Regions from separate parts of the Homo sapiens genome. Here region 2 is linked to region 1. A link is an interaction called in ENCODE POLR2A ChIA-PET data of the cell type or tissue named here. Cell type or tissue: HCT116. All regions are shown on one strand. Links, peaks and the distances in the headings refer to the core of each region. The heading gives the core; the rest is flanking DNA. Region 1 overlaps NFAT5 (nuclear factor of activated T cells 5). Region 2 overlaps CYB5B (cytochrome b5 type B).

Region 1 (15,956 bases), core at 4,940-7,439:
GAGCTGCAAGCACCGCCCATGGAGGAAGAGGAGGGAGCTGAAGAAGCATCTGCAGTGTACAATTCAAGAGTAAATACACTATACATGTTTTCACCTATGCTGGCTAGCAGTCCCATTGAAAATGTGATTTGTGAACTGATTGTTTTTCCCCAAAATGAATAGTCAGAATTTGGTTATGTTTTAGAATATAAATGCTTCAAGCAATATAAGGCCTAAGAAATGGAATTTTTAAAAATGCCCAAATAGCATTATTTTACTTATGTTACAATCCATAGATTTTTAAAATCTCATTTAACGTTTTAAGCTGTAAAGCAAAAATAAAGCTTTTATTGCCTCAGCTGGACATTCTATTGAATTTTAATCATTTAAAGTAATAAAGAAAACCCCAATATGAAATATATGCTGGTGGTCCACATTCAATGCCAATTAAATAATTCATTATAGAATTTGAAAAGTGGGACTGTGCTTAGCCACAAAATATTAAAATAAGTTTCTAACCTATGAAGCAGAGAACTACAGGTCATTTTTAATGCAGACACTCCCTGCTTCAGAGGCAAATCCTGGAATAAAAATATGAGAAAATAAATGAGAAAAGAGCTGCTGATTATTCCAGATATCAATTATAAAATGAGAAATAAATAGAAAAAATATATAATCAACTGAATTGGAGGCAAAATGGAACTGGTATTGTCACTATGATTTGTTGTAAAATCTAGGAGAATCAAGATGAAAAAGGTATGATTTGGAACATTCTGGGTTGTAGAAGCAAGTTAATCATTGGGTCTCCAGAAGCTGGAAGTGGTAGTTCAAAACCATAAGCTCTAAAATAAATCCATCCTTTATGACATAATGAAAAGCAAAGGAAGAACTGATTAATGGATGGATTTCTCTTAATAAAGTACTTGATTACATGCTTGACAATTGGTTAGAGCTGTCCATTTTCTCTTTTTAAAGGACCTGGTTGATTGTGACTAGTAAGGGAATTTTCCAATGTAAGAACAATGGTAAATTTTACTGGCTGAAATCTAACAGAAAATAGTTAAGCATAAAAATCTCTGGAGAGCATCAGAATTAATATTTTTTATAAAACTATTTATCTGTTATGCCTAGCAAGAAAGATTTAAGTAGATCTTTTCAGCATGTGTGGCAACTGGCAGAATAGCGCACTGAAAATACTATTACTTTAGCCCTTAACAGCATAAACTCAGAGGCGCGTTGATCGCTAAGGTTGGAAGTTGTCATGACTAACATTTTAGATATCATTTTATCTTGTTCACAATATGGAAAGGTTGTCATTACATACACACACAAAAATAAAAATAGGTAATGTGACAAAGATATATTTCAATCTAAAATTAATTTGTATCTATGACCAAGTATGCCACTGTTTTAAAGTGTATGATAAAACTGTATGTGCAGTTATTGGAATTGCAACATACACATCAATTATAATATAAAGAGCAAAATGTAAGAATGTCAATGTTTACATAATTAAAAGCCAAGTGCCAAAGATCTGTTTTTTTCAATTGAAAACATGTATTTAAAATACACCTAAATTATTTGAATGAACTATATCCACCCAGAATTCTTCATTACTGTCAAGGCTAAAAAGCACAGTAATTAATATTAGTCATCAAGAATATGATCTATATAATGCCACATGGAAAGATTTTTCCCAACTACCATAAGTGAAGGAGTCTAAAGAAATTAGATGATACCAGTTCCATTTTCCAGTATGTATCCTTCTCAAATGCAGTAGCTGAAATTGGAAAATTCAGTCACTTTAAACTGCATTCCAATTTAAAGGAAAACTTATCAATTTTGTATCATGCATTAATGCAATGTTTTCTTAGTAAATAAATATTTTTAAAAGTTTGTAAAAACTACGAAATCTATATGCTACTGTCAGTGACAGTTTAGGAGCTGATTTGTAGCCACTTTGAGTTTAAATATAATTTTTTTCCTTGTCTTTTGAAAAATACTACAGAATTCATTTTAGAAAAAATAGAAAAGGTATTACATCTAACATTCCTTCATCTGTTCCAACTATTGGCAAAAACGAAACTAATTTTTTGTGTACTTATGAGCCTATGTTCTTCATTTTCAGAGAAATACAAGTATGCAGCATACAAGTATGCAGCATGCAATATTTGCAGTGGAACACACAAAACATGAATGCTGTGAACTTATATTTCTATAAAGCAACTTTCTCCCACTCACCCTTTTTAAATCTAAGGATCATGCACATGAGAATGCAGAGTATGAACATCTCAGGGATCCCTGTTCATGACAGATGGAAAGTACAGGTGAAAAGCAATCATGAACCCAAAAGCAAGTTATATGGTATTATGAATTTAATATGCACGATATAACCTTGTCTTGTTCTCTGAGGTAAAAAATTTTATCTTGCAAATCTTATCAAATATCAAAACCGTAATGATTATAAAACCCAACTGATTTAACAGTCAGACATAAGTGTGTGTTCTAGGGTAAGTATGCCAAACTGTGATATCATATCCTACATAAATTTAAATATTCTATACATTTTCCATGGACAGCTAACACACGATTGTGTGTGCACAACTGCAGGATTGATCCTGGGCATACTTATTAAAGAAAAAGTTAGCACAAAACTATGACACTGAAAATATTAACTCTGTCAGAAAAGAACAGTAACCATCTTTTAATAGAAAAATATTACTTTTTAAAGTCTACCTCAATTGCAAAGATTCTACTCATTTTAAGACAAATGAAATAATTTTTTTTAAACTGTAAAATTCTTTTTTTTTTTTGAGGCAGGGTCTCACTCTGTTGCCCAGGCTACAGTGCAGTGGCACGATCATGGCTCACTGCAGCCTTGATCTCCTGGGCTCAAGCAATCCTCCTGCCTCAGCTTCCCGAGTAACTGAGACTACAGGCACACAACACCATGCCTGGCTACTTTTTAAATTATTTGTAGAGGCAAAGTTTTGTCATGCTGCCCAGGTGGTCTCAAATTCTTGGGCTCAAGCAATCCTCCAGCTTTGGCCTCCCAAAGTACTGGGATTATAAGCGTGAGCCACCACACCCAGCCTAAAATTCTTTACCATGGTACTATTGATCCTCTGATGATGATAATGATGTATAAAATCTTTCACATCAAAACATTACATTCTGGTTAGCAAGAGATCTGAGTGCATTAATTAATAATGCCATGTGAGGTAGTAAAATGGAGGGTAAGAACTGTGAGCACTTCGAAAGCACTGACAATATCTTTCTCATCTTAGATCCTCCCAACACCTATCACAGTGCCTACATTGTAATAAAATTCAAATTATTAAATTGATTTCTGGGAAGCCAAAAATTTGGTATGTATTTGGAGTTACATTAAAGATAAGCTGGCAAATAAATGTAGGTTGAAGAATAAAAGAATTTTTATTCTTTTATATTCAAATATAATTCAAATATAATTCAAAGTACTTAGAATATATATTACTACGATAGCATTATTTGATACAGAGAAAATACTAAGAGTCTAGAGGTAACGATTTGCTATCTCTACCGAGAGTACTCTAGTAATTTTATTTCCTTAAATTATAAGTAAGCCAAATTACCTACTTATATATCCATAAATTTACCATGAAAAAAATCCTTAATATCCTATTAAAATATAAATACATAAAATAATGATATCAGAACATTTTAAATTTCTAATGCTAATTAGTCATTTCCAAGCATTCCCAGAAAAGTGCTGACAAATCCTCCTGGGAATACCACTGTATCACTAAATAAAGTATCAAAAAACAGCTTGATATTCTATAGAACCAAAGTGTGAATGCAGTTCTGACCCGTCTATATATTCTTTTTTTTTTTTTTTTTTGAGAGGGACTCTCGCTCTGTTGCCCAGGCTGGAGTGCAGTGGCGCGATCTCGGCTCACTGGAACCTCTGCCTCCCAGGTTTCAAGTGATTCTCCCGCCTTAGCCTCCTGAGTAGCTGGGATTACAGGTGCCTACCACCACGCCCAGCTAATTTCTGTATTTTAGTAGAGATGGGATTTCATCATGTTGGCCAGGGTGGTCTCGAACTCCTGACTTCAAGTGATCCACCCACCTCGGCCTCCTGACGTGCTGAGATTACAGGCGTGAGCCATGGTGCATGGCCATGTGAATAAATTTTATTGATTTTTTTTCTTTTATGAAGGAATTATCTTTGAACCTATAGTCTAACTTATATAGAATACTTTTTTTTTCCTTTTTCTTTTCTTTTCTTTTCTTTTTTTTGAGACACAGTCTTGCTCTGTTGCCAAGGCTAGAGTACAGTGGCACAATCTTGGCTCTCTGCAACCTCCACCTCCCGGGTTCAAACGATTCTCCTGCCTTAGCCTCCCGAGTAGCTGGGACTACAGGCACCCGCCACCACGTCCGGCTAATTTTTGTATTTTTAGTAGAGATAGTTTCACCATACTGGCCAGGCTGGTCTTGAACTCCTGACCTTGTGTTCTGCCCACCTCAGCCTCCCAAAGTGCTGGGATTACAGGTATGAGCCACTGTGCCTGGGCTAGAATAATTTTATTTTTTCTAAAGCATTTTCTGTGACCACAGAAAGCACAACAAACTAAAGGAAAAATTAATAGACCATTCTATAATTTACTCATAGAAATTTATAATGTCAGATTATTTTAAATAGAATAATTTTAAAATTTAAAAGAGGCAGGTAAAGTGTCATATGTAAAGTATCCTGTATTTAAGTCTGTTTGCCACTATTAACAGTAGCCAGTTATCAGACCAAATGCCAGTAACGATGGTGAACTTGAATTGTACATACAGCTTCTTTTAAGAATTGATGGAAACTATAAATACTCAAAAATAGTTGAGATTCAAAGACTGGCAGATATTAAATAATGTCTACATGGAATATGAATATCCCAGAATCTGCAATTTAATAAAAGATGAAACAGGATTTTATTTACTTTCTTTACTTTCTTTTTTGTTTTCTTTGTTGAGACAGTCTTGCTCTGTTGCCCAGGCTGGAGTGTAGGGGCACGATCACAACCCACTGCAGCCTCGACCTCCTGGGCTCAAGCGATCATCCCACCTCAGCCTCCTGAATAGCTAGGACTACAGGTATGCACCACCATACCTGGCTAATTTTTGTATTTTTTTGTAGAGATAGGGTTTCACCATGTTGCCCAGGCTGGTTTTGAACTCCTAGGCTCAAGGGATTCTCCCACCTCAGCCTCCCAAAGTGCTAGGATTACAGGCATGAGGCACCATGCCCAGACTGAAATAAGATTTTAAACGATACCATTTATAGAAACCCATGTAGATTTTATATACTCCTTGCTTAAACTGTATTTTAAACTTAAGAACTATCAGCTCTAGATTTGTCAACTAGAAATTATTTTAACTACCATAATATATTAGTGCTTAAAATATCATAAAAAAGATATACTTTATATGGAACTAAAAACTTTTAATAGAAAGCTTTGAAATTAGAAATATTTGCTGAAGTCCTCAAAAGAAAGAAATACCTTTCACTGCTTTAAAATATATGACAGAAATGATATTTAATTTCCAAGCTTCCAAGATTAAAATTTGATCCCTAACATTTGAATATGTACATATTTTATAATTTTTCAACATCTGTGCAAAATTGAGTTTTCTAAAAAAGCTAGTTTAAAAAAAGCCATAAAATTTTGCAAGAGTGCTAAGTGAACAAATAGTGGAACAAAGAAGGAATAAATTATTGACTATTCAAAAATAATCATTAAAAAAAAGATATTTGGAAACAATTTCCTTTTTTTTTTTTTTTTTTTTTTTGAGACGGAGTCTCACTCTGTTGCCCAGGCTGGAATGCAGTGGCACAATCTTGGCTCACTGCAACCTCTGCCTCCCAGGTAAAAGCGATTCTCCTGCCTCAGCCTCCCGAGTAGCTGGGACTACAGGTGCCCGCCACCACACCTGGCTAATTTTTGTATTTTTAGTAGAGACGGGGTTTCACCGTATTGGCCAGGCTGGTCTCAAATTCCTGACCTTGTGTTCTGCCCACTTTGGCCTCTCAAAGTGCTGGGATTACAGGTGTGAGCCACCGTGCCCGGCCTTTTTTTTTTTCTTTTGAGATGGAGTTTCGCTCCTGTTGCCCCCGCTGGAGTACAATGGCACGATTTTGGCTCACTGCAACCTCTACCTCCCAGAGTCAAGCGATTCTTCTGCCTCAGCCACCCAAGTAGCTGGGATTACAGGCATGCACCACCACGCCCGGCTAATTCTGTATTTTTAGTAGAGACAGGGTTTCACCATGTTGGTCAGGCTGGTCTCGAACTCCTGACCTCAGCTGATCCGCCTGCCTCAGCCTCCCATAGTGCTGGGATTACAGGCGTGAACCACTGTGCCTGGCCAGAAACTATTTCTGATCTAAAACACATAATGTTCAACCTTCGTTATTTCTTCTTAAGCATTATATTTTTCTTACTGGTAACAATGACCAACTCTGAAGTTCTCATCTGATAAAAGTCACCAGATACAAGGACATATTTTCAGATTAAAGAAGAAAGATATTCAGAGAAAAAAGCTGTAAGGCCAACACTCATGTTGCCAAGAGATTGAAATATCTAGAACACACAAAGTGGCTGCAAACCTGCTTTGTCGACACCTTACATGCCAACCTTCATTTTCTACTTTTCTTCTTTTTCTTATAATATTAATGCAAAGTTTAAAACTTTACAAAAAGTTTTAGTTTCAATCAGTATCAATCCACTATTTAGAAACAAACAAACAAAAAGTAAGAAAGGAAGAGAGAAAGAAAGAAGGACTTATGAAGAAGTCTGAAAACGAGACCGACCTATACCCTGGGTGAGATTGGATGGGTTAAGTGTCTCTGGCACTATTTGTCTTCACTATTGACAGACACTGTCACACAACCCACCACACGATGCCTGTCTCTGAATGGCGAAGCTAGAATGCAAGTTAAGTGTATTAATAGAAAAAACAACTAGCATCCCAGCATATAAAATAAGCATTCCAGATTATTAAAAAAACAAAAATTGTAGGGCTGATCATTTACATGATTAAAACAGTTTCAATCTCCCATTTGTACTTTTCCCACCCAACATACGTTTACATGTTAAAATAAGCAATGTTTTAAAATGAACTTCAAAAAATTTAATTATTAACCTCTGAATGCATGTGGGGAAATTTCTTAGACAAAATTTTTGTGAACTCTTATTCACCAATTTGTTCTGTTTATAGATGCTCTCTAATCCATAAGCCAGAATTCTCTCTTTCAGGTGTTTTTCAGGCTGTTCCCTTACCCAAACTCTTTTGAAGCGTGGAAGAAGATATGTTCTGAGCAATGCACTTACACTGTAAAAAAACCTATATTTTAGCAGCAAAATAACCTTTCCATTTTTCAGACCACACTGACTCCTACATACTTCTTTATACTCCCCTTAAAAAGGATACCAATTTATACTTTTAATGATACATGCTACTTTGTATAATATGTTTGATCCTAGAGGCTCTATTTTTTTAAAAAAAATAATGAGCACTACTGCTGAAGCTGAAGGGTTTGTTTCTGATTTATTGCAGACATCTTTTTCTTCTCCAGTTCATCAAATTGCCATTCAGGGTTCTAATGTTATAAAACAATTACTCTCCAGTTTTTAATCTGAATTCTCCTTAAATAATTATTTCTACCTTATCAGAGTACCATTAATACACTCATATAATATTTACTAAAGAGTGCTCCCTGAAAAATAAAATGCTTATCCTGAAACTTAGAGCAATGTTTTAAATGTATTTTTTGTTCTATCCAAACAAAATTTTTTTCTATTCAAACAAAAATTCAACCCAAAGGATCTAAGCACAGTGTATAAAACATGTACTAGATATACACATTAAATACTTTGATTTTTAAGTCCATGTAAAATTCTTTCCTAATGGAAGAAAAAGATGTTTTCCATCATCCAATGATTTAAGTACCACTGGATACCATCACTTGTCAATACTGAATGAAGAGACTAATATCCAGATGTAATCTTCTATCTCCAATAATTTAAACACAAAAGGGAATAATTATACTAGCTGACAGCTACATTTATTACACTGCCAAATATACCAGGAAGTATAGGCTAAAAAGAGAGAGAGACAGAGACAAACACTGAACTACTGAAAGATAATGTCACTTTAAGATAAAAACAGAGTATCACTAAACTTCAAAATTAGAGAAAAAAAAAGTTCCAAGGGATATTATCTGAAGGACACTTCAATACGCTACAATACATTTTAAATATTTTAGATTAAAAAATAAAGGCATTCCTGCCAATTCTACTTCAATGTTTTTACTTTTTTTTTTTTTTTTTTTGAGACCGAGTCTCTCTCTGTTGCCCAAACTGGAGTGCAGTGGTGCAATCTCAGCTTACTGCAATCTCTGCCTCCTGGGTTCAAGTGATTCTCCTGCCTCAGCCTCCCGAGTCGCTGGGATTACAGGCGCCCACCACCACCTCTGGCTAATTTTTTGTATTTTTTAGTAGAGATGGGGTTTCACCATGTTGGCCAGGCTGGTCTTGAACTCCTGACCTCAGGTGATCCACGCACCACAACCTTCCAAAGTGCTGGGATTACAGGCGTGAGCCACCGTGCCCAGCCCTACGTTTGTTTTTTTTAAGATATGATTAAACAATAATAAAAAATCATTTACAGCATCATTAAAAACTTCTGATTTAATCAATCAGGTTTTAGACCTGGGTCTGGAGTAAAGTGTACGTTAGATCCAATCGTAGACAAAATAAACTGCCTAGACAAAAAACCAGAAGTCATAAATTGCTCTACCAGAAGTTTTTTTGTTTTTTGTTTTTGTTGTTGCTTGTTTGTTTGTTTTTGAGACACAGTCTCACTCTGTCGCCCAGGCTGGAGTGCAATGGCGTGATCTCGGCTCGCTGCAACCTCCGCCTCCCGGGTTCAAACGATTATCCTGCCTCAGACTCCAGAGTAGCTGGAATTATAGGTGCCTGCCACCATGCCCAGATAATTTTTGTATTTTTAGTAGAGCCAGGGTTTCATCATGTTGGCCAGACTAGCCTCAAACTCTTGACCTTGTGATCCGCCAGCCTCAGCCTCCCAAAATGCTGGGATTACAGGCGTGAGCCACCGTGCCCAGCCTCTACCAGAAGTTTTGATCATTAACCATGCAACTTAAATCACTTCATTAAAAAAATACTATTAAGAACTCTTAAACAGCAGACTTTATAGAATTAGTCCTTCAGAAACTGTCGGTCTTTCCTATGATTTCATCATCCTCTATCAATGTTCCTTTTATATACAAAGGTTCTGATATGGTTTAGCTATGTATCCCCACCCAAATCTCAACTTGAATTTTATCTCCCAGAATTCCATGTGTCACAGGATGGACCCAGGAGGTGGTATTTGAGTCATGGCGGCTGGTCTTTCCTGTGCTATTCTTCTGACAGATAATAAGTCTCACAAGATCTGATGAGTTTATCAGGGGTTTCCACTTTTGCTTCTTCCTCATTTTCTCTTGCTGCCACCATGTAAGAAGTGCCTTTTGCCTCCCACCATGATTCTGAGGCCTCCCCAGCCATGTGGAACTGTAAGTCCAAATGAACATTTTTTCTTCCCAATCTGGGGTATGTCTTTATCAGCAGCATGAAAATGGACTAACACAGTAAACTGGTACCAGGAGTGGGGTGTTGCTGAAAAAATACCAGAAAATGTAGAAGTGACTTTGGAACTGGGTAACAGGCAGAGTTTGGAACAGTTTGGAGGGCTCAGAAGAAGACAGGAAAATGTGGGAAAGTGTGGAACTTCCTAGAGACTTGTTGAGTGGCTTTGCCCAAAATGCTGATAGCGATATGGACAATAAGGTCCAGGTCTCTGATGGAGATAAAGAACTTGTTGGAAACTGGAGTAAAGGTGACTCTTGTTATGTTTTAGCAAAGAGACCGGCATTTTACCCCTGCCCTAGAGATCTGTGGAACTTTGAACTTGAGAGGGATGATTTAGGGTATCTAGTGGAAGATATTTCTAAGCAGCAAAGTATTCATTAGGTGACTTGGGTTCTGTTAAAGGCATTCAGTTTTATAAGGGAAGCAAAGCATACAAGTATGGAAAATGTGCAGCCTGACTATGCGACAGAAAAGAAAAACCCATTTTCTAGGGAGAAATTCAAGCTGGCTGCAGAAAACTGCATAAGTAGCAAGAAGCCTAATGTTAATAATCCCCAAGACCATGAGGAAAATGTCTCCAGGCCATGTCAGAGACCTTTGTGGCAGCCCCTCCCATCATAGGCCCAGAGGCCCAGGAGGAAAAAGCGGTTTTGTGTGCTGGGCCCAGGGTCCCCATGCTGTGTGTGGCCTAGGGACTTGGTGCCCTGTGTCCCAGATGCTCCAGCCATAGCTGAAAGGGGCCAATGTACACAGCTCAAGCTGTGGCATCAGAGGGTGGAAGCCCCAAACCTTGGCAGCTTCCATGTAGTGTTGAGCCTGTGGGTGCACAGAAGTCAAGAATTGAGATTTGGGAACCTCCGCCTAGATTTCAGAGGATGTATGGAAACCCCTGGATGCCCTGGCAAGTTTTCTGCAGGGGTGGGGCCCTCACGGAGAACCTCTGCTAGGGCAAAGCAGATGGAAAATGTGGGGTTGGAGACCCCACACAGAGTCCGTACTGGGTACTATGTAATGGAGCTGTGAGGAGAGGGCCAATGTCTTCCAGACCCCAGAATGGTAGATCCACTGACAACCTGCATCATGCACCTAGAAAAGCTGCAGCCACTCAATGCCAGCCCATGAAAGCAGCTGGAAGGGAGGCTATACTCTACAAAGCCACAGGTGCAGAGCTGCCCAAGACCATGGGAACCCACCTCTTGCATCAGCGTGACCTGGTTATGAGACCTGGATTCAAAGGAGATCATTTTGGAGCTTTAAAATTTGACTGTCCCACTGGATTTCGGACTTGCATGGGCCCTGTAACCCCTTTGTTTTGGCCAATTTCTCCCATTTGGAACAGCTGTATTTACCCAATACCTGTACTCTCATTGTATCTAGGAAGTAATCAGCTTGCTTTTTATTTTACAGGCTCATAGGCAAAAGGAGCTTGCCTTGTCTCAGATGAGACTTTGGACTGGTAGACTTTTGGGTTAATGCTGAAATGAGTTAATGAGTTTGGGGGACTGTTGGGAAGGCATGACTGGGTTTGAAATGTGAGGACATGAGATTTGGAGGGGCCAGGGGCAGAATGATGTGGTTTGGCTGTGTCCCCACCCAAATCTCAACTTGAATTGTATCTCCCAGAATTCCCATGTGTTGTGAATCATGGGGGCTGGTCTTTCCCGTGCTATTCTTGTGATAGTTAATATGTCTCAGGAGATCTGATGGGTTTATCAGGGGTTTCTGCTTTTGCTTCTTCCTCATTTTCTCTTGCTGCTGCCATGTAAGAAGTGCCTTTTGCCTCCTGCCATGATTCTGAGGCCTCCCTAGCCATGTGGAACTGTAAGTCCAATTAAACCTTTTTTTCTTTCTAGTCTCGGGTATGTCTTTATCAGCAGTGTGAAAACAGACCAATGCAGATTCCCACTGAGAGAGTGTCAACATGACAGAATAACAAAGTCAGAAAGTATATCCCATGGCCCACATATATATACATCTTGACTGGTGTGCGAAACTTCAAAATAAGACCAAAAATAGACTGGGTGAGAATGCAAAGAAAAAAAGTAAAAATAAAGTTCAAAACTAATTTTTACAAAGAGAACCTATTTTTTAACACCTTACTAATGGCCAGGCATGGTGGCTCACGCCTGTAATACCAGCACTTTGGGAGGCTGAGGTGGGCGGATCACCTGAGGTCCGGAGTTCAAGACCAGCCTGGCCAACGTGGTGAAACCCTGTCTCTACTAAAAATACAAGAATTAGCCAGGCATGGTGACAGGTGCCTGTAATCCCAGCTACTTGGGAGGCTGAGGCAGGAGAATCGCTTGAACCCAGGAGGTGGAGGTTTCAGTGAGCTGAGATCGCACCATTGCACTCCAGCCTGGATGACAAAAAAAAAAAAAAAAAAAAAAACTTTACTAACAAAGGAGGTTAGAAACACATGGGGAAGGAGGTCAATGTTTATTCAATAATTACTACTTGTCAGAAAATGTTCGGCTATTTTACAAATTTATCTTCATAAGAACCTTAAGAAGAAGTTGGTATTATTGTCTAACTACAAGGGTAATATTATTAGAAATTTATTTAACTTTCCCAAGAGTCCATCTATATAGGAGATATGATATGATAGCAATTAGATTCAAATTCAGTCTTTATGACTCCAAAGCCCATGTTAATCTCATCTGTGAGAAAAATAAACAAATAAATAAAACTATGTACATGTTGTGTGTGTGTTTGTAAGTAAGTTTGATCTAGAGAATGGCTGTATAGACCTGGTACTTTGAGGTGCTTTCTCATTCATTTTCTGATTTAATTTAGTTGATGATAATACCCTGTAATTATATGGGAAGAATAAATTCTACCTGAGTGGGCTAAATAAATACTGCCAGTACACACATACTTGATACATATATGCAATGATGGATGAAAAGTGAATATAACCTTACTTATGCCAAATATAAATCCATCAAGTATCTAATATATCCCATATATTTGTTAGTTTTTAAGAGTACAGTTTATTGGACACTTTTATTCATATAGTCATTTGCACCCAGTGATTTTAAAATTATGAAATATTTAAAACACTCATGTAGCTTCCACTCATATTCAAAAAATGCTACCATTTTACTATGTATGATTTTTTTTTTTTTTTTTTTTTTGTGAGTCGGAATCTCACTATCGCCAGGCTGGAGTGCAGTGGCATGATCTCGGCTCACTGTAACCTCTGCCTCCCAGGTTCGAGTGATTCTCCTGCCTCAGCCTCCTGAAGAGCTGGGGATTACAGGCACCCGCCGCCACACCCAGCTAATTTTTGTATTTTTAGTAGAGATGGGGTTTCACCATGATGGCTAGGCTGCTCTCAAACTCCTGACCTCAAGTGATCTGCCCGCCTCGGCCCCCCAAAGTGCTGGGATTACAAACATGAGCCACTATGCCTGGCCCATGTATGATTTTTTTAATTTTATTTTTTTAATTAACAAATAATAATCATACATATTCATGGGGTAGATAATGTTCTGATACATATAATGTACAGAAATCAAATCAAGGTAATTAACATATCCATTATCTAAATATTTATCATTTCTTTGTGTTAGGAATGTTCAGTATCTTCCTTCCAGCTATTTGAAACTATATAGTATTGTTAACTACAGTCATCCTACAGTGGTATAGAACACTAGAACTTATTTCTTCTATCTAGCTGAAATTTTGTATCCTTCAACAAATTTCTCCCTATCCCTTCCTTCCTCCTACCCTTCCCAGCCTCTATTATCTATCCTCTGTCTTACTTTTTACTTCTATGAGACCAACATTTTTTAGCTTTCACATATGAGTGAGAACATGCAGTGTTTAACTTTCTGTTCCTGGCTTATTTCACTTAATGTCCTCCAGTTCCATCCACATTGCCATAAATGACAAGATTACATTCTTTTTTATGGCTGAATTCCAGAGGAAAAAATATCCAGAAACAGGTGAAGTTCCTTTCTTATAAAACAATTAGTTATAAACACTTTTTGCTTATATTTTCAATCTTGTTGGTGATATAAAAAAGTCCACTTCTATGCATTAATTTCTTAGGCAAAATTGTACAGAATGCATAAAATCAGTAACTGTATCTATTTTCTATAAGTATTTAGCTTATGAATGAGAATCTGTGAACAGTTTCAAAATGCTGTTCTGTTGACTCAAGTAATATAAAAATATGCTTATTTATTAGAAACTGAATAAATCACAATATTTATAAAAGTGTTATTAAGAGGACAATAAAAAGAGAAATATTAAAGGAACAAAGCAATAATAGGCCAAGTTTGCTTTTTGGCAATGTCAATTTGTAACTGTCAAACAATTAGCAGTTGTTTCTGAATTAATGGCTATAGGCCCAAGTTTGCTCTCTAATAATGCAGACTTCAGCATAAATCCATACATACATACCATCCATATGTATAAGTGTATGTATTTAAATTTACTATGTAATTTCAGTATAATAAGATAGAAGGAGGAGTAGAGATTTTTAAATCTGCTTGCAACATGTTTGTAACTAGGATCTGACTTCCTTCTAGAAATGGTCTAGTTTTCTTGGAAAAAAGGGAATGGCCATAAAGAATAACCAAGATCAACTCACAACATTTTAGCTCACAGCATCTGTAGGTGAATTACCTTTCTCGTTAGTGGGTTTCTGGTTTAATTTCATGAAGAGTATACTACATTAGGTGGCAAAAATTCTGAAATATGTTAACCCAGGAAAGCAATCAAAGGCAAATTTCTTCCTCAAATTTAGTCAACTCAAGAAAATCCTCATTATATAACTGTAAATACTTTCTAACGTAAGTAAATTAAGTTATAATAAATTCAATGGGATAAAAAATTTTGTTGCTAGAAATCACTTTTATTAAATTATTATTATAGAAATCAAATTCCCATTCGAAGATCCTGACACTTGTAGAGAAGAGGTATGGCTTTTCAACTCAATATTCTATACATTGCCTAGTTAAGGATCTTGCGTTTCCCTAATCGAAGTGATAGCACACAATGCCAAATTCCCTCAAGCACAATGACAAGGAGTAAGAACTAGGTAAAAGAAAAAAGAGAGATACTTTATGGCTAGAAGGATTGTGATATGATGACATGCAAATTACCTAACACAATTCTTGTCACATAGTAGGAACTTAAAAGTGATAATATATTTTCATTTTTTAAAAGCTGTCTCCTACAGGAGGAGTAACATATTTTCTTCACCTCAGTTTTTGTACAGTGTATTATTATAGATGGTTTAGAAATTTCTGTGATTTTAATTCAGGTGATTAGGAGATATGAAATGAATTAGAATATAGCACTTATTTGATTATAGGACATTAATTTGCATCTCTAGTGCCCTCTCTTATAGTATAAATAGCACTCAATGAAATTTTGTAGAAAATACTTGTTACATACTTGAGATTTATTAAGTGACATGGCATAGAACTCAAAGCACTATATATCAAAGCTCTTCCAAAAGAAAAATTTATTATATGGATCACTTCACATCAAGTTATGAACTTAAAAACCGACAGTGGTCCAACAAGTGGAGATATTCAACCAAGATTTCCACTGTACACACTTTATGACTGTGTATTATCTTTATACATGTTAAAAACTGCTATGAAGTTAGCCGGGTGTGGTGGCACACACCTGTAGTCCCAGTTACTCGGGAGGCTGAGGCAGGAGAATCGCTGGAACCCGGGAGGTGGAGGTTGCAGTGAGCCAAGATCACGCCACTGCACTCCAGCCTGGCAAAAGAGCAAGACTCCATCTCAAAAAACAAAAACAAAAACAAAAGCACAATTGCTATGAAGTATTAGTGTACTGTTACTTCTAAAAAGAGTATTAATATATAATTACTGAAACCAAAATATGAATATTATGAAGCTATGCAAAAAAAGAATTATTAATGCATTATTAAGATTCTCTGGCTGAATTATAAAACCTATAGTTTAATTCATTTTTGTTTTGTTTTGTTTTGTTTCTTTGAGATGGAGTCTCACTCTATCGCCCAGGCTGGAGTGCAGTGGCGTGATCTTGGCTCACTGCAACCTCTGCCACCCGAGTTCAAGCAATTCTCCTGCTTCAGCCTCCCAAGTAGCTGGGATTACAGAAGCCTGCCACCATGCCCAGCTAATTTTTGTATTTTTAGTAGAGACGGGGTTTCACCATCTTGGCCAGGCTGGTCTTGAACTCCTGACCTCATGATCCACCCACCTCGGCCTCCCAAAGTGCTGGGATTACAGGCGTGAGCCAGTGTACCCGGCCTAGTTTAATTCATTGTTTAGTTCAAGAATT
Region 2 (15,956 bases), core at 10,084-12,583, 200 kb after region 1:
TAAACCTCTGTAAGAAATAAATCTGAGAGATCAAGAATTTCTTCCTGGAACTGAAGTCAGGTTGGAATATAGCTCTATAAAAACCTATGTAGGTGGTCTTGAAAATGTTCCAAAAGGCCTTTCTTGCCTGATCTGCCTGAAGTAGAGCAGAGTGACTAGAAACACAATAGCCAGACTCTCTACTTAATGAAGACATGTCCCTTGAGTACAGTGACATGAGGAAAACAGGATTGAAAACACTGCCTTTAGTCACTTTTTAACCCAGATAGGGGCTAAACTACATTTGGAGACTTCTAAATTATTATAGAACTTGGTGAGCTTAAATGCTTTCTTTTTCTATCTTTCTTACAAAAAAATCTAAGGCTCAATAGTTTTTTGGGTTTTTTTTTTTTTTTTTTTTTGAGATGGGGTCATGCTGTGTTACCCAGATGGAAGTGCAATGGTGTTACCATGGCTCACTGCAGCCTCAAACTCCCGGGCTCAAGCTATCCTCCAGCCTCAGCCTCCCCAGTAGTTGGGACTGCAGGCACACATTATAATGCTCAGCTAATTTTATGATTTTTAAAAAATAGAGACAGGGTCTCACCATGTTGCCCAGGCTGGTCTCCAAGTGCTGGGCTCAAGCCATCCTCCCATCTCAGCCTCCCAAAGTGTAGGGATTACAGGCGTGAGCCACTGCACCTGGATGGCTCAATAGTTTTAATTCAGCTGAGAAATCTCTAATCCTTTGGCCTATAGAAGGCAGACAATGCTTACCACAGAAGAGAATTAAATTTTCCTAAGTTTTCAAATGAAAAGATGGGCATATCATTCAGCAAAAAGTTTGGGCTTAGCTACCTACTTATCACCTAGATTACTTAAATTGCAAATTCCTAAACCCTATCTCCAGAGATTCCAAAGCAGTAGGAGTAGAAGCCCAAGAAATAAACATTTCCTATATATATTCATGTACATACCAAGGGATTCCAACTGAGGTGATACAAGAACAGAATTTGGGGAACATTGTTCTACATTCCTAAGAATGGTCCTAACTGTACTACCAAGAAAGAAAAACAGCAACAAGAAGCAATCTGTAGACTTCTAGACATTGTAATTGCAAACATATTTTTTCTATTGTTTTAATATAAAAGATGCTCTCATAGTTGCTGTGCAGAAATGTGTTATGGCTCCTATATCCTTTGAATCAGATGTTGACCTCTGAAAGTGGTATTTTCTGGACATGTTCAATATACAAATCAAGGCCACGCTTCGTTCAAATTTTACCATAATAACACAAGTTATTAAGAGTAAGCAACAACAAAAAATGATGGCTGGTTACCTCCAGGGAAGGGGAACTAAGACACTGAGAGCTTGAGACAGGAAGAAACTTTTTACAGAATACTGTTTTGAACTATTTAATTTTTTTTTTTTAAGGATTCAAGAATGGATAGTACATGTGTTAGGAGGAGAGGACAAACAACCAACAGTTGTTACAAAGTGTTTTAAGAACCATTTCATTCCCCTTTCAGAAACAATTCAATAGTTCAGAGTAGCAGTCTAGCAACATGGAAGAGTTAATTTACACAAACACTCTGGATTGCAGGGCAACAGATGGCAGACACTGTTAAGCAAGCAATCTCTTGAGTTAATAGAATTCTTGTGTCTAGGCCAACTTTAATTGCTGTGTCAAACCTATTCAGTAATTTCGGCTCAATGAGGAATGGGAAGCAAGCAGCAAGGAGGAGGAAAATGGAAGGGAGGCAGCATCACTTTCCTATGTTCTAGGTGGCACCTAAACTGCTGTCCCTTTAAATTAGAGTGCTGTGTACCAGCTATCTGAAGGACAGAAATTAAGGAAAATTGTTAGGGAATAAGGGAAATGAACCACCTAGCATGTGGGAGGCAGAAAATGGTTCCATATTTTCTTCCTGGTATGCAATGTAGTACACATTAAAGTTTTCAAACACTCAAATACTTAGTCTTTTGTTTTCGCTGTATTACTAAGTAACCGGGAAGGGTGTGGGCCTGTTTGAGCCTACAGGAAAAAAGAATTAAATTTGGAAAATAAGTACAGAAAGGCCTCTGTATTACAGATAAAGAAGATAACCTATAAGAAACAAAACAACTTTGCAATTATTTTTTTCCAACACAGAAACAATTATTATCACTTGTCCTACATAATGTAAAAGTAAGATATTTTTCCACAACTGAACCCATAAACTAATTTCTTTCAAAACCACACAGGGCATAGCTTTGGAGTTTCAGTTAAAAAAAAAAAGCGTATAAAGGCATTAGCAAAATGTTTCCTACTGTTCAAGACTCAGCTATTCTTTTATTCCTGAGATGATACTGAGTCCAAATTCCAGAAAAATAGGATTTTTGCTTGGGGAAAAAGTAAATACTTTGTAACTTCTCTTGTTAAGAAAAAATGTTTCAAAAAGCAGTCCTACTTGAGTAAACACAAATATAAACACAAGACAAACCGCTGACTTCTTACCTTGCTACCACTTTCAGGTTTAAGGTCACTCTGTCAAAAAAAGGAAAACAAATAATATTTTAAGACATAGCCAAATGAATTCTCACTATATGCTTGTTTCTAACTTTGGAACATGAGACTATATTCTGGTGATAGTGAATTCCCTGGGAGATTTGAGGATCCATAGAAAGATACCTCTACTCTGAGCATATCAGAGTCCCTTGTTAGAATGGTATATATGGATAGTTTTTAAAGTCCATAATTACTACCTTTAGCAAGGAGCTTGCAAAAACAAGCAAACCACTATTTTAGGTAAAGGTGTTATTAACTGCATTACAAAAATAAATCAACACATAAAAATAATCCAGAATCAGTTCCCTTAGCTTTTTAGAGATATTACATGTGCTACCTGGCAAAGAAGAAGCTATATCCTAGCACAGTAAGACTAGACAATTTTGGAGAAAATTTAGCCTGATGGCTAGATTGAATGAATTTCCATTTTAATAATTTTTTTTTTTTTTTTGAGACAGAGTCTCGCTCTTTCACCCAGGCTGGAGTGCAGTGGTGCAATCTTGGCATACTTCAACCTCTGCCTCCCAGGTTCAGGCAGTTCTCGTGCCTCAGCCTCCTGAGGAGCTGGAATTACAAGTGTGCGCCACCACACCCAGCTAATTTTTGTATTTTTTAGTAGAGGTGGGGTTTCACCATGTTGGCCAGGCTGGTCTCGAACTCCTGACCTCAAGTGATCCGCCTGCCTTGGCATCCCAAAGTACTGGGATGACAGGTGTGAGCCACCACGCCCAGCCAATAATTCATTTCTTCATCCTGTTCTGCAGCTGTTAAGTAGTTTTCTCTGCATAAGGGCTCCCATCTCTGATAGTTCTTACCGGATGGATATCACCAATGTAGTACTGCTTTAGCATTTCTCTGGCATCAGAAGAGTGTCCTACATCTTCAAAGCTTTCACTTGCATCTACACCAGCTTGTTCCAGCAGAACCTCTTCTCCTCCAGGGTGCTACAAGGAAAAGATATTTACTGAACCGAGGGTTCTCTGAAAAGCAAACCAACAAGTTACTTTCCCATACCCCCTTCTTCCTTTCTCCCTTTAATAGAAATAATGGAACAAATTGACATTGTGTGGTGCCTGACAGGATGCAATGGGAAGAACACAGCATAACTTCTGTGATACTGTGGTCAAAAATGCATCATATGGGGATTACAGTGAGGACACCTGGGACAACCACAAATTTAGAAATATTCTACAAAATCTTTCTGGACAGGTCTGGCCTGTGATCTCTAAAGATACCACAGTCATGAAAGTCAAAGAAAGAGTGAAGAAACTGTTCCAGATTGAAGGAGGCTAGAGATTCATGACAACTGGGAATAATGGGTGATCCTAGGTTGGTTCCTTTTGCCAATATTATTGAGATAGCTGCAGAAACCTGACTAAGGACTCCAGGCAAAGGGTATATGCAATTCTTTATTCTATTCTTGCAACTTTTCTGTAACTTTGAAATTGTTTCAAATTAAAAAGTTAACTAGGCCAGGCACGGTGGCTCATGCCTGTAATCCCAGCACTTTGGGAGGCCAAGGCGGGCAGATCACTTGAGATCAGGAGTTCAAGACCAGCCTGGCCAACTTGGTGAACCCGTCTGTACTAAAAATACAAAAAGTGCCAGGCATGGTGGTGGTGGGTGCCTGCAGTCCCAGCTACTCAGGAGGCTGAGGCAGGAGAATCACTTAAACCTGTGAGGGGGAGGTTGCAGTGTGCCAAGATCACGCCACTGCACTCCAGCCTGGGCAAAAGAGTGAGACTCTGACTCAAAATAAATGAATAAATAAATAAGTTAACTATATAAAGTAGTGCCTCAGGAAGTAGATTCTATAACTATCAGCTATGTGACCCTGCACAAGTTATTAAAAAATTGAGATGTCTTTAGTTCCTTAGTTGTAAAATGGAAATATTAATAAGAGTACCTGTCTTGACAACTATTGTACATATTAAATGAGATAAGCATATAAAACACTTTGCACTCCAGAAGAGCATAATATAATACCATCTACAATTTTTAAATGAAGATATATATATGCATATTTATACCCATGCATAAAATCTCTCTGAAAATGGTGAAAGAACCTAGTGGCTGGGAGATAGGGTAGAAGGAAGACTTCACCACATACTCTTCTGAAAAAAAATTTTTTTTTTTTGAGATGGAGTTTCGCTCTTGTTGCCCAGGCTGAAGTGCAATGGCACAATCTCAGCTCACCGCAACCTCTGCCACCCGGGTTCAAGCGATTCTCCTGCCTCAGCCTCCCAAGTAGCTGGGATTACAGGCATGCGCCACCATGCCCAGCTAATTTTGTATTTTTAATAGAGACGGGGTTTTTCTCCATGTTGGTCTCGAACTCCCAATCTCAGGTGATCCACCAGCCTCGGCCTCCCAAAGTGCTGGGATTAAAGGTATGAGCCACCATGCCCAGCCTCTGAAACTGTTTTACCAAATAAAGCATTACTTACTCAGAAAATTAACCATTTTGTAAAATTATATTTAGCACAGTCCTTGACTTAAATACTCAAAAAACATTTACTTAAATTAGCAAATTTAGAATTTATATTATTTAATATATCAAAATTTGTATTTTTGAAATATTAATGCTTTTTACTTTTTATAACAACCATTTCAGCAGGAATAAATTATCATTCCTATTTTAAATAAATGTTAATTCAATTGAAGTATAAAAACTGTAAGTGTTACTTCCCAGTCATAGTCACCAGCCTATGAGCTCCCTGAGGATAAGGATAACTTCTATTTTTATCTCCTAAAAGGTCTCCACCCAGTGAGTGGGTCTCACATCCCAGTATTTAAGAATGCTATTTTACAGCAAGAGTAAGACAGCCACGATTCACTTGTTATTATATCTGAAACTCTCAGGTTATTATATGTGAAACTGTTCTTTGTTGTGGAACTAAGTCATCAGTTCTGGAATTATGTCCCAATTTGTTCTATACACCTAAACTATGGATGATATTTTTTCCTTTTGACACAACCCAACTATTGTGTTGCCTTTCAGAGTAAAAGGACAATAAAACTCCTTCATAGATTACAACATTTCAGGGAATGACTGAATTTTTGACTTGCTACACAGTTCTTTCTACAAGTACTTTCACTTTCATCAGTCTCTCACCACTTATAAACAAGAGAAAGCACAACACTTTTTTAAAATATTAAGTAAAAGTTATATATTCGCTGTGGTAAATTTGGAAAAAAGAATAATCAACTAGAGTCCTGGAACAGAAATAAGTCCAGTTAACAATTTGGTGCATAAAACTTCATTTTTCCTGTGTATTCTTTCAATCATTTCAGCCATTAGTCTACAATTTTTTATTGAATCCTTACTATTTTGTGTGGTAGGCAGTGATAAATAAAAGTTTTTTGTGTTCTCACAAAGTGAATTCATGTAGTACATAATGTTTTGTAGCCTGCTTCTTTTTTTTTTTCACTGAAGCAAGTGGGGGTCAGAGTGATCAAACAAAATTCTACGGTTTAATAACTTTCACTCTAAAATATGGTCTTAATAGAGATGGCTTAGAACAAGCAAAAAGACGTCAGGGAGCTTTTGGTTTCTGTTTAGAACTCTATAGTCTCCAGATAGAGTTAGCGAAAATCAAATGGATGCAGGGCTGCCATGGGCCACTGGCAGCCCAGCTGGAGGAGTTGGAATCACTGCACTAGGCCCGAGGCTATAGCAGGGTCCTGGCCAGTCTTAGGCCAAGATAATGCCCAGGCTGAGGAGCATACGAAGGCCTCGACGAAAACCCAAAGAGCCCCGGCACCCCAGGAGAAGCCAGACCAGCTCTCAGTGAAGACAGAGGGTAGGAGCTACTGTCCAACTCCAGCGTCAGCCACTGGATGGTCCCGCCCATGTTTATCATCTGCTTCTTCTCAGATATGATCTGCCACTACATGTTCATCCTGGTACAGAGCGACAAGAAGCTCACCCAGGAGCAAGTATCTGACAGTTAAGTCCTAATTTGAAGCAGAGCCTTCAGTGAAAATGGAAATTACATTCCCAAAAAGTCTTTTTCTTGACATGAGAATATTACATCAACAACCCAGAGGATAAAAATATCACCACTTCCTCCCACTATGCTCTCAGGCATGATGAAAGGAAATATAACAAACGTCATCCCTATGATTCTTACTTGTGAATGGATCAACATTGACATACTCAGGCATTGTTGCAACCAAGGTCCTATTTCCACTGACCCTCTGTTTTTTGTTGTTGTTGTTTGTTTGTTTGTTTGTTTTGAGACGGAGTCTCACTCTGTTGCCCAGGCTGGAATGCAGTAGCACAATCTCGGCTCACTGCAACCTCTGCCTCCCAAGTTCAAGCGATTCTCCTGCCTCAGCCTCCCAGGTAGCTGGGACTACAGGTGCCTGCCACCATGCCCAGCTAATTTTTGTGTTTTTAGTAGAGACAAGGTTTCACCACGTTGGCCAGGCTGGTCTCGAACTCCTGACCTCAGGTGATTCACCCGCCTCGGCCTCCTAAAGTGCTGGGATTACAGGCATGAGCCACTGCACCCGGCCGACCCTCTGGTTTTAAGCCTATGCTGCAGCAAGTTATCAAACTACTCACATTAGATCCACCCTGAATGAGCTCTGCATCCTGGTATTTCCTCAACGTATTTGGGCTTCAGAGAATTTACTGTGATTCTAGGCCAAGATAATGGCAACTGACCAATAAGAAATGAGGCAGGAGCAGATGACCAGAGCAGCCATGGCCATGCCCACAGAAACCAGCAAAGCTTCCAAGACAAAGTAGAAAGTTCTGGAGCTGATGGGTCACCAGTGGACACCAGATGATGTCAAAGAGCTCATGGGCAAAGGCCTTCACTTTGAAGTTATGTTCAAAAAGGAGTTACAAGACCAAGTGCCATGGCTCACGCCTGTAATCCCAACACTTTGGGAGGCTGAAGAGGGCGGATCACTTGAGGCCAGGAGTTTGAGACCAGCCTGGCCAACGTGGTGAAACCCTGTCTCTACTAAAAGTACAAAAATTAGCTGGGTATGCTGGCGCTCACCTGTAATCCCAACTATTCGGGAAAACCACTTGAACCCGGGAGGCGAAGTTTTCAGTGAGCCACAATCGCACCACTGCACTCCAGCCTGGGCAATACAGTGAAGCTCTGTCACAAAAAAAATTTTTAAAAAAGCCTCTATTTTTTGAAGACCAAGTAGTAAAAATTAGCTCTGCCAGAACTTGGAGTAGTCCTTAACCTGCTAACTTGTGTTTGAGCTAGAGACTCTCAGAATTTAAAAAAAAAAAAAAAAAAAGGATAGCTAGGCACAGTGGCTCACACCTGTATTCCCAACACTTTGGGAGGCCAAGGCAGGAAGATTGCTTGAGGCCAGGAATTCAAGACCAACCTGGGCAACCAAGCAAGACCTTGTTCTCCACAAAAAAAATTTTAAAAATTAAAAAATTATCCAGGCATGGTGGCCTGTAGTCCTGGCTACTCAGGAAGCTGAATTAGGAGGATCATCCAGAAGCCAAGGAATTCGAGGCATGGCGCCACTGCACTGCAGCCTGGGCAACGGAGACCCTGTCACTAAAAAAATTAAAAATACATAAATATTAAAAAGTAAAAAATAATAATTTAAAAAGAAAGATATATGAGCCGCTGAGCATGCAGCAAGGATCATTCTTATCTGAGCCAGGTTTCCCTTTATGCCTGAAACTAGAAAAAATGCAGTGTGTGTGCTGGATGATTTACAGGGAAAGAGCCATTTAAAAAATGTTTTACATTTTCCTTCTGGTGACTCTAGAAATGAGAGGCAGAGAAAGGGGAAAACTTAAGCTAGCCAAAATATAAACATTTACCAAAAATTCAATCTTTGAAAAAGCATTATTATTTTCTGAAAGATTTCATGTAAACAAAGAAAGAAAAAGCATTATTAATTATAACTAATTATTATATGCAGTCTGACTTTTAATCACAGTAAGCTCCTATTTTGAGATCCAAGCACCCTGCATTTTTATATTTAATTGTTAGTATTTTTATAACTTTCTTTACAAAAGTAATAATTTTCATTACCAAAAATTTAGAAACTATAGATAAGCAAAATGAATCTCCCTGTATTGTTCATTCTGAGCCTACAGGATGACATGAAGAGCAAATACGTGAAAACTTCATTCACACAAACTCTTTTCAGACAGATTATCCAGGGCCAGGAAAAGTAGCAAACCTTCTATATATTTTAATACTATCCAGGGAAAATTAGTGACCCTGACATACTGCCAGATCTATTTCCCATCTAGGGAACTTTCAGGATCATCAAAGACAGGTTAAGTAATGGGAAGTTCTTGATCTAGAGTTGAGAATATTATCAAACCCACTGAAAAAAAATGAGTTTCTATACTGTATATGTCCAGTCAGTTGAACTAAAAACCCCAGATATTCTAGATAAGAGTTTACATAACTTTTTAAGAAGGCAGAGAGATCAACTGCTGGCAGACATCTAGGTGAGGGTTGCACAGGAATTTTTCTGTCTGGAATAAATGTCCAGGGAAGTGGCAGGGTACCATTTCTGTATCAACAGGTAGATGAAATTTGCATAATGAGCACTGTAATCAAGAAGAAATGACTCTTGACTACAAATTAAACCATCTCGCTTTCTCTTTAAGAAATAAATCAAAGAGAAGTAAGGACAGTCGTGGTGGCTCACGCCTATAATCCCAGCACTTTGGGAGGCTGAGGCGGGCGGATCACGAGGTCAGGAGACCGAGACCATCCTGGCCAACATGGTGAAACCCTGTCTGTACTAAAAATACAAAAAATTAGCTGGATGTGGTGGCATGTGCCTGTAAGTCCCAGCTACTCAGGAGGCTGAGGCAGGAAAATCACTTGAACGCGGGAGGCGGAGGTTGCAGTGAGCTGAGATTGTGCCACTGCACTCCAGCCTGGGCAACAGAGCAAGACTCCATCTCAAAAAAAAAAAAAAAAAAGAGAGAAGTAAAACTGGGAAATCAGAATAATATCTGTGGACTGATTAATGTCAATATCCTGGTTGTGATACCATACTAAAGTCTTGCAAAATGTTACAAATGAGAGAAGAGTACAAAGGATCTCTATCATTTCTTACAACTACATATGAATCTACAATTATCTCAATAAAAATTTCCATTAAAAAATCAAATGAAGGCCAGGCACGGCGGCGCAGGCCTGTAATCCCAGCAGTTTGGGAGGCCAAGGTGGAAGGATCGCTTGAGCCTGGGAGTTCATGACCATCCTGGACAACATAGTGAGACACTATCTCTTTAAAAAAAAAAAAATCAAATGAGATCCCCTAATATATACTAAAGAGAAATGTGTAATAGATATATGTATTTACACACACACACACACACACACACGCAACACACACGGCCATAGCAGCATTATTCATTACAGTCCCAAACTGGAAACAGCCCAAACATCTACAGCAGAGTATGTACAAAATGAGATATAATCATACAATGGAATCCTAATCTGCAATGAAAAAGAACGAACCACTGCCACATACACAACACATGAGAATGCAACATGTTGAACTGAAGAAACCAGACACAAAAGAATATATACTGTGAAATTTCCATTTATAAAAAGTTCAAACACAGGCAAAATGAATCTATGCTGTTATGGTAATACAGTGGGTACCTCTGGGGATGAGGAAGAACCAGATGGTGGTTATACAAGTGTGTTCACTTACTACAGTGACATCTTATGGCTAAATCTCAAAAATATAGGCAGTATGTAAAGTAAATTCATAGAAACACAAAGTAGAATGTGATTGCCAGGCACTGGGGAAGGAAAAAAAGGGAATTTGTTTAATGAGTATAGTCTCATTTTTGTAAGATGTAAAAGTTCTAGAGATCTGATTCACAACAATATTCAATATTCAATATTTAAAACAATTGAATTGTACACTTAAAAATGTTTAAGATGGGCCAGGTGCAGTGGCTGAGGCCTATAATCCCAGGACTTTGGGAAGCTGAGGCAGGAGGATCACTAGAGGCCAGGGGTTGGAGACCAGCCTGGGCAACACAGCAAGACCCCGATCTATATTAAAAACAAACTAAAAAAATTGGCCAGGTGTGGTGGTGCACATCTGTAGTCCCAGCTACTTGGGAGGCTGAGGCAGAAAGATTGCTTGAGCCCAGGAGTTCAAGGCTACAATGAGCTACAATCACACCACTGCACTCGAGCCTGAGTGACAGAGCAAGACCCTGTCTTTAAAACAAACAAATGTTTAAGATGGTAGATTTTGGCTCACACCTGTAATCCCAGCACTTTGGGAGGCTGAGGCAGGTGGATCACTTGAGGTTGGGAATTTGACCCTAGCCTGGCCAACATGGTGAAACTTTATCTCTACTGAAAATACAAAAATTAGCTGGGTGTGGTGGCCCGCTCCTATAATTCCAGCTACTCAGGAGGCTGAGGCAGGAAAATCACTTGAACCTAGGAGGTGGAGGTTACAGTGAGCAGAGTTCATGCCACTGCACTCCAGCCTAGGTGACAGAGTGAGACTGTCTCAAAAAAAAGATGGTAGATTTCATGCTGTTTTTATCATAATATAAACTTTTAAGTAAAATACAATTAAAAAAAGAAACAGGCCGGGCGTGGTGGCTCACAACTGTAATCCCAGCACTTTGGGAGGCCAACGTGGGCGGATCATGAGGTCAGGAGTTCCAGACCATCCTGGCCAACATAGTGAAACATCATCTTTACTAAAAATACCAAAATTAGCTGGGCCTGATGGCGGGCACCTGTAGTCCCAGCTATTCGGGAGGCTGAGGCAGTCGAATCGCTTGAACCCAGGAGGCGGAGGTTGCAGTGAGCCAAGATCGAGCTCCCATTTGATTTTTCACAAGGATGCCAAGTCTATTCAGTGGAGGAAAGAACAGTCTTTTCAACAAATGATGCTGGGAAACTGGATTTCCACATGCAAAGGAAAGGTTGAACCCCTACCCCACACCATATTACAAAAATTAACTCAACAACCTAATATAAAATATCAACAACCTAAATATAAAAGCTAAAATCATAAAACTCTTAGAGAAAACATAAGGGTAAATGTTCATGACCTTGAGATTGACAATGGATTCTTAGATATGATACCAAAAGCATGGGCAACAACAAAAAAAAACAGATAAATTGGACTCCATCAGAATAAAAACTTTTGAGCATCAAAGGACATCAAGAGTAAAAAGACAATCTACCAAATGTGAGAAAATATTTGCAAATCATATATCTGATCAAGAATTAATATCCAGAATATATAAAGAACTGTAACCTAACAATAAAGACACTCCAATTTAAAAGTGGGCAAAGAGCTCTCTCGCTCTCTCTCCTTCTCACATTCAAATTTACAAAAAGGCAAAGAACTCTAGTAGACATTTCTTCAAAGTAAATACACAAATGACCAATAAGAAGATGAAAAGATGTGCAATATCAGTAGTCATTCAGGAAATGAATTCTGTCAGAAAGGGACTCCCCACACCAAAAAAAAAAGAAATGAAAATCAAACCATAACGAGACACCACTTTACACCTGCTAGGATGGCTACAATTAAAAAAAAAAAATCGAAAAATGGGATCTTTGTACATTGCTGGTGGGAATATAAAATAGTGCAGCTGCTGTGGGAAACAGTTTGGAGGTTCCTCAAAAAGCCAAACATAGAATTTCCATATGACCCAACAATTCCACTGTTAGATATGTCCAAATGAATTAAAAACAGATTCACACAGATACTTGTACACCAATGTTCACTGCAGCATTGTCCACAACAGCCAAATGGTAGACAACCCATGCCTATAAACAGATGAATAGATACACAAAATGTGGTATATACATAAAATATTATTCAGCCTTAAAAATGAATGAAATTCTGATACATACTACAACATGAATGAACCTTGAAGACATTATGCTAAGTAAAATAAGCCAGATACAACTGGACAAATATTGTTGATTCCATTTATATTCTAGAGTAGTCAAATTGATAAAAACAAAAAATAGAACTGTGATTACCAGAGGCTGGGAAGAGGGGGAAATAGGGAGTTATTTAATAAGTACAGAGTTTCAGTTTGGAGTAATGAAAAATTCTGGAGATAGATGGTACTGATGATTGCACAGCAACATGAATGTACTTAATGCCATTGAACTGTATGCTTAACAATTAATAAAATGGTAAATAAAAATAAAACAAAACACATTATGCTAAGTGAAAGAAGCCAAATACAAAATGACAAATATTATTTGATTCCATTTATATGGGGTACCTAGAACAGGCAAATTCAATAGAGACAGAAAGTAGATGAGAGGTTAGCTTGAGTTTGGGGAGAGGAATACGGAGTTATGGCTTGATGGTTAGAGTTTCTGTTTGGAGTGGTAACGAAAAAGTTTTGGAAATAGATGGTGGTGATGACTGCATAACAGTGTAAACGTAATTAACGCCACTGAATTATACAACTAAAAATGGTTAAAATGGCAAATTTTGTTATCTATATTTCACCACAATAAAAGAAAGAGTAAAGTTAGGTTTATATATCTATAATTAATATAAACTAAAAATGTGCTTTTGTCTGAATCCTAACAAAACAAGATAGAAGTGTATTGGGGGGGTTATGCTCAGTAGTCTAGATTAGTTGTCTGTACTATTCAAATCTACTAGACACTCAAAAATTCCTCCCTACTTTTTATTAAGTAAACCTAGTAAGACAGTAGATATTTCCCATTTTTTTCTAGGATTTGCTTTGTATTTAAACCTCTTGTGAATTTGCAAAAAAACATTCTTCCAACCTGAATAGCCTTTGTACTTTAACACTAATGGACTCTTTGTCTACTTAATATTAATATTATGTACGCAGTTACACAATATTACAAATGAAATGTTTCAAATAAACTATACTGCAACCGAAATTATAAACTGCCAAAAAAGATGAAACAATGATTGTGATCTATTCATTTCTGTCTAAATCAAGCAATAATAATCAAGTGAAATACTTTACAGCTACAAAGGAAATTGTGTAATGTCCTCTTGTGAAAAATTTTATCCAGTTCAACTGTCCAAAGAATATGTGATAGTAGGGGAAATCTACTGACTTTTCCTTAAGTTCATTTACTTTACTAAGTATTTTTGGAGAGCAGACAGAAAATCTATGTTTCAACAAAGAAGAGGACAAATTCCTTATGGAAAATAATACTTCCAGATTACTAATTCTATGGAAATAGGGGACTGATGGGCAGAATAGAGGAGAATGTGAAGAATGGCAGTTACAGAATAAAAATCTTGTTGGAAAAAAAATTACACAAATTATCTGTAGGTGGAAATTCCATAGTGATGTAATAAAAATATAACAATGGAGATATACTAGAGATCACCTGACATGGAAAATGAAATCCAGAAACATTAAGATTGAGGAAGTGCAAAATTAGGCCTAGTGATGAAAAGGGGGTCCTCTAGCCAAACACATTACCTCATCAAAATAAAACATGGAGGTTAAAATTTTAGAGAAGACAAAAACTACTTCCTAAAAAACAGTCTGCAGGGCAGAGAAAGATAACAGACCTGGGGGGTGAACAGGAGGAAACGGTGCAGGTCTATAGGTATTTGCATTTGGGTTAGAATGAGCCTGATAAGAAAAGGCTGTCACCTAAGAGAGGCAAACCAGCTGGCTGCCAGGAATGGTGTAACCTTGGCAGGGTCTGAAGTTCAGGTCTGCAGATCCAAACATAACTTGACATCCTTATCCCCCCAGACGGGGTCCCACTGCACTGATTCTCACAATGCCATATGTACCTTCATGATATTTATGTATCACAATTGCAATTATTTATTTAATATCTTTCTTCTCCATCAGACTAGATAAACTCCATCGGGAACAGAGACCACGCCTGTCCCATTCATGGCTGTTTTAGAACACAGCATGGTGCCTGGAACATAATGGGAGCTGGGAGTGAGCACACACACTGCTCACAAGCGCGAACACACATGTGAGTGCATGCCATGCCCCCGGGCAAAATGAATAAATAAATGAAAGTAGATTCCTTGATCAGGTCACCTCACCTGGGCAGTGATAGAGGTTAAATTCTGCCTCATCTTATTTCTCACCTTCCCTAGAACTAACCACTTGGAACCACTCTTGGCAGAGAGCATTCTTTCTATAAAATTATAATGTTAGGCCAGGCACAGTGGCTCGCTTCTGTAATCCCAGCATTTGGGAGGCTGAGCCAGGAGGATCACCTGAGGTCAGGAGTTTGAGACCAGCCTGACCAACATGGGGAAACCCTGTCTCTATTAAAAACACAAAAAATTAGCCAGGTGTGGTGGCGGGTACCTGTAATCCCAGGTACTCGGGAGGCTGAGGCAGAAGAATTGCTTGAACCCGGGAGGCAGAGGTTGTAATGAGCTGAGACCGCGCCACTGCACTCCAGCCTGGGAGACACAGTGAGAGTCCGTCTCAAAAACAAATAAATTAATTAATTAAATTTAATTATAATGTTAATTCCACTGGACAGGCAACAATCAACTTTCTTTTGACCAGCCTTGGAGAAGTACAGTAGGAATTATTAGTCAAATGCCAAAGCTTTCAAGAAATACCCTGGGATTGTACCAAATAGAGCCTGCATTCTCAGGCAAGGCCACTCTATACCTCACACAAGAATTACTTGGGCACAGATCTTCCCTGCAAATCCAAGTCATCTAATTTACCTTTCAATCCTTCAAAGCACTTGCCACTTGGTACTCAAAAGATGCTGCAGGAAACAATGCAATTTTGTATTAAATGCAATTTTGTATTAAAAACAAAAATAATCACTAACACTTATTGAGCTCTTTAAGCCAGGTAGTATGCCATAATAAGTCTATATATGCATTATTTAAATTACTTGTCACAACCACAACTACCCTGTGAAGTATGTGCTATTATCTCCATTTTACAGAGGGAAAAGGGCCTTTACAGAGCTTATTTCCACAAGGTTCCACAACTATTAAGTGGTAAAGTAGAAAGCTCAACCAGACACTTGGACCCCAAAGCTAATACCCAGCCACTAGAAAAAAATGCTTTCAAGTCAAAAATAACAAACAACCCAATTTTACAAAGGGCAAGACCAGATACTTCATAAAAAGGCATATATAAATGGCCAATAAGCCCATGGAAAGATACAACATCATTAGTCATCAGGAAAATGCAAGTTAAAACCACAATTATATACCATTACACACCCATTACAATGATTTTTTTTTTTTTTTTTTTGAGATGAAGTCTTGCTCTGTCACCCAGGTTGGAGTGCAGTGGCGCGATCTCAGCTCACTGCAACCTCCACCTCCCGGGTTCAAGCGATTCTCCTGCCTCAGCCTCCCAAGTAGCTGGGACTACAGGCACCTGCCACCACACGTGGCTAACTTTGTATTTTTAGAAGAGATGGGGTTTCACTATGTTGGCCAGGCTGGT

What was found. ChIA-PET counts read pairs that join two places held together with the same protein. Peaks named below come from ENCODE experiments on the same cell type or tissue, not always from the same donor. Only the 100,000 strongest peaks of a DNase experiment are listed, where the experiment ranks them.
Region 2: POLR2A ChIA-PET joins it to region 1 with 6 read pairs; 5 of 35 experiments call an interaction of 5 or more read pairs at or near these places.

What each region holds. Positions count from the first base shown.
Region 1 is chr16:69,631,121-69,647,076 of GRCh38, reverse strand. NFAT5 (nuclear factor of activated T cells 5) reads right to left here. Exons shown (of 15, transcript NM_138713.4): 4 at 1-49. Among named protein-coding and RNA genes, the nearest start is that of SNORD13H, 70 kb to the left of the region's middle. In HCT116, for the core only: no CTCF peak of the experiment used is centred there; no DNase peak of the experiment used is centred there; H3K27ac peaks cover 290 bases.
Region 2 is chr16:69,434,665-69,450,620 of GRCh38, reverse strand. It overlaps CYB5B (cytochrome b5 type B), which reads right to left. Exons shown (of 5, transcript NM_030579.3): 2 at 3,343-3,471; 3 at 2,477-2,506. It also overlaps the pseudogene LOC100420066. Among named protein-coding and RNA genes, the nearest start is that of CYB5B, 18 kb to the right of the region's middle. RefSeq lists enhancers at 6,118-6,377, 6,408-6,487 and silencers at 6,834-7,116, 14,046-14,095. In HCT116, for the core only: no CTCF peak of the experiment used is centred there; no DNase peak of the experiment used is centred there; H3K27ac peaks cover 1,904 bases.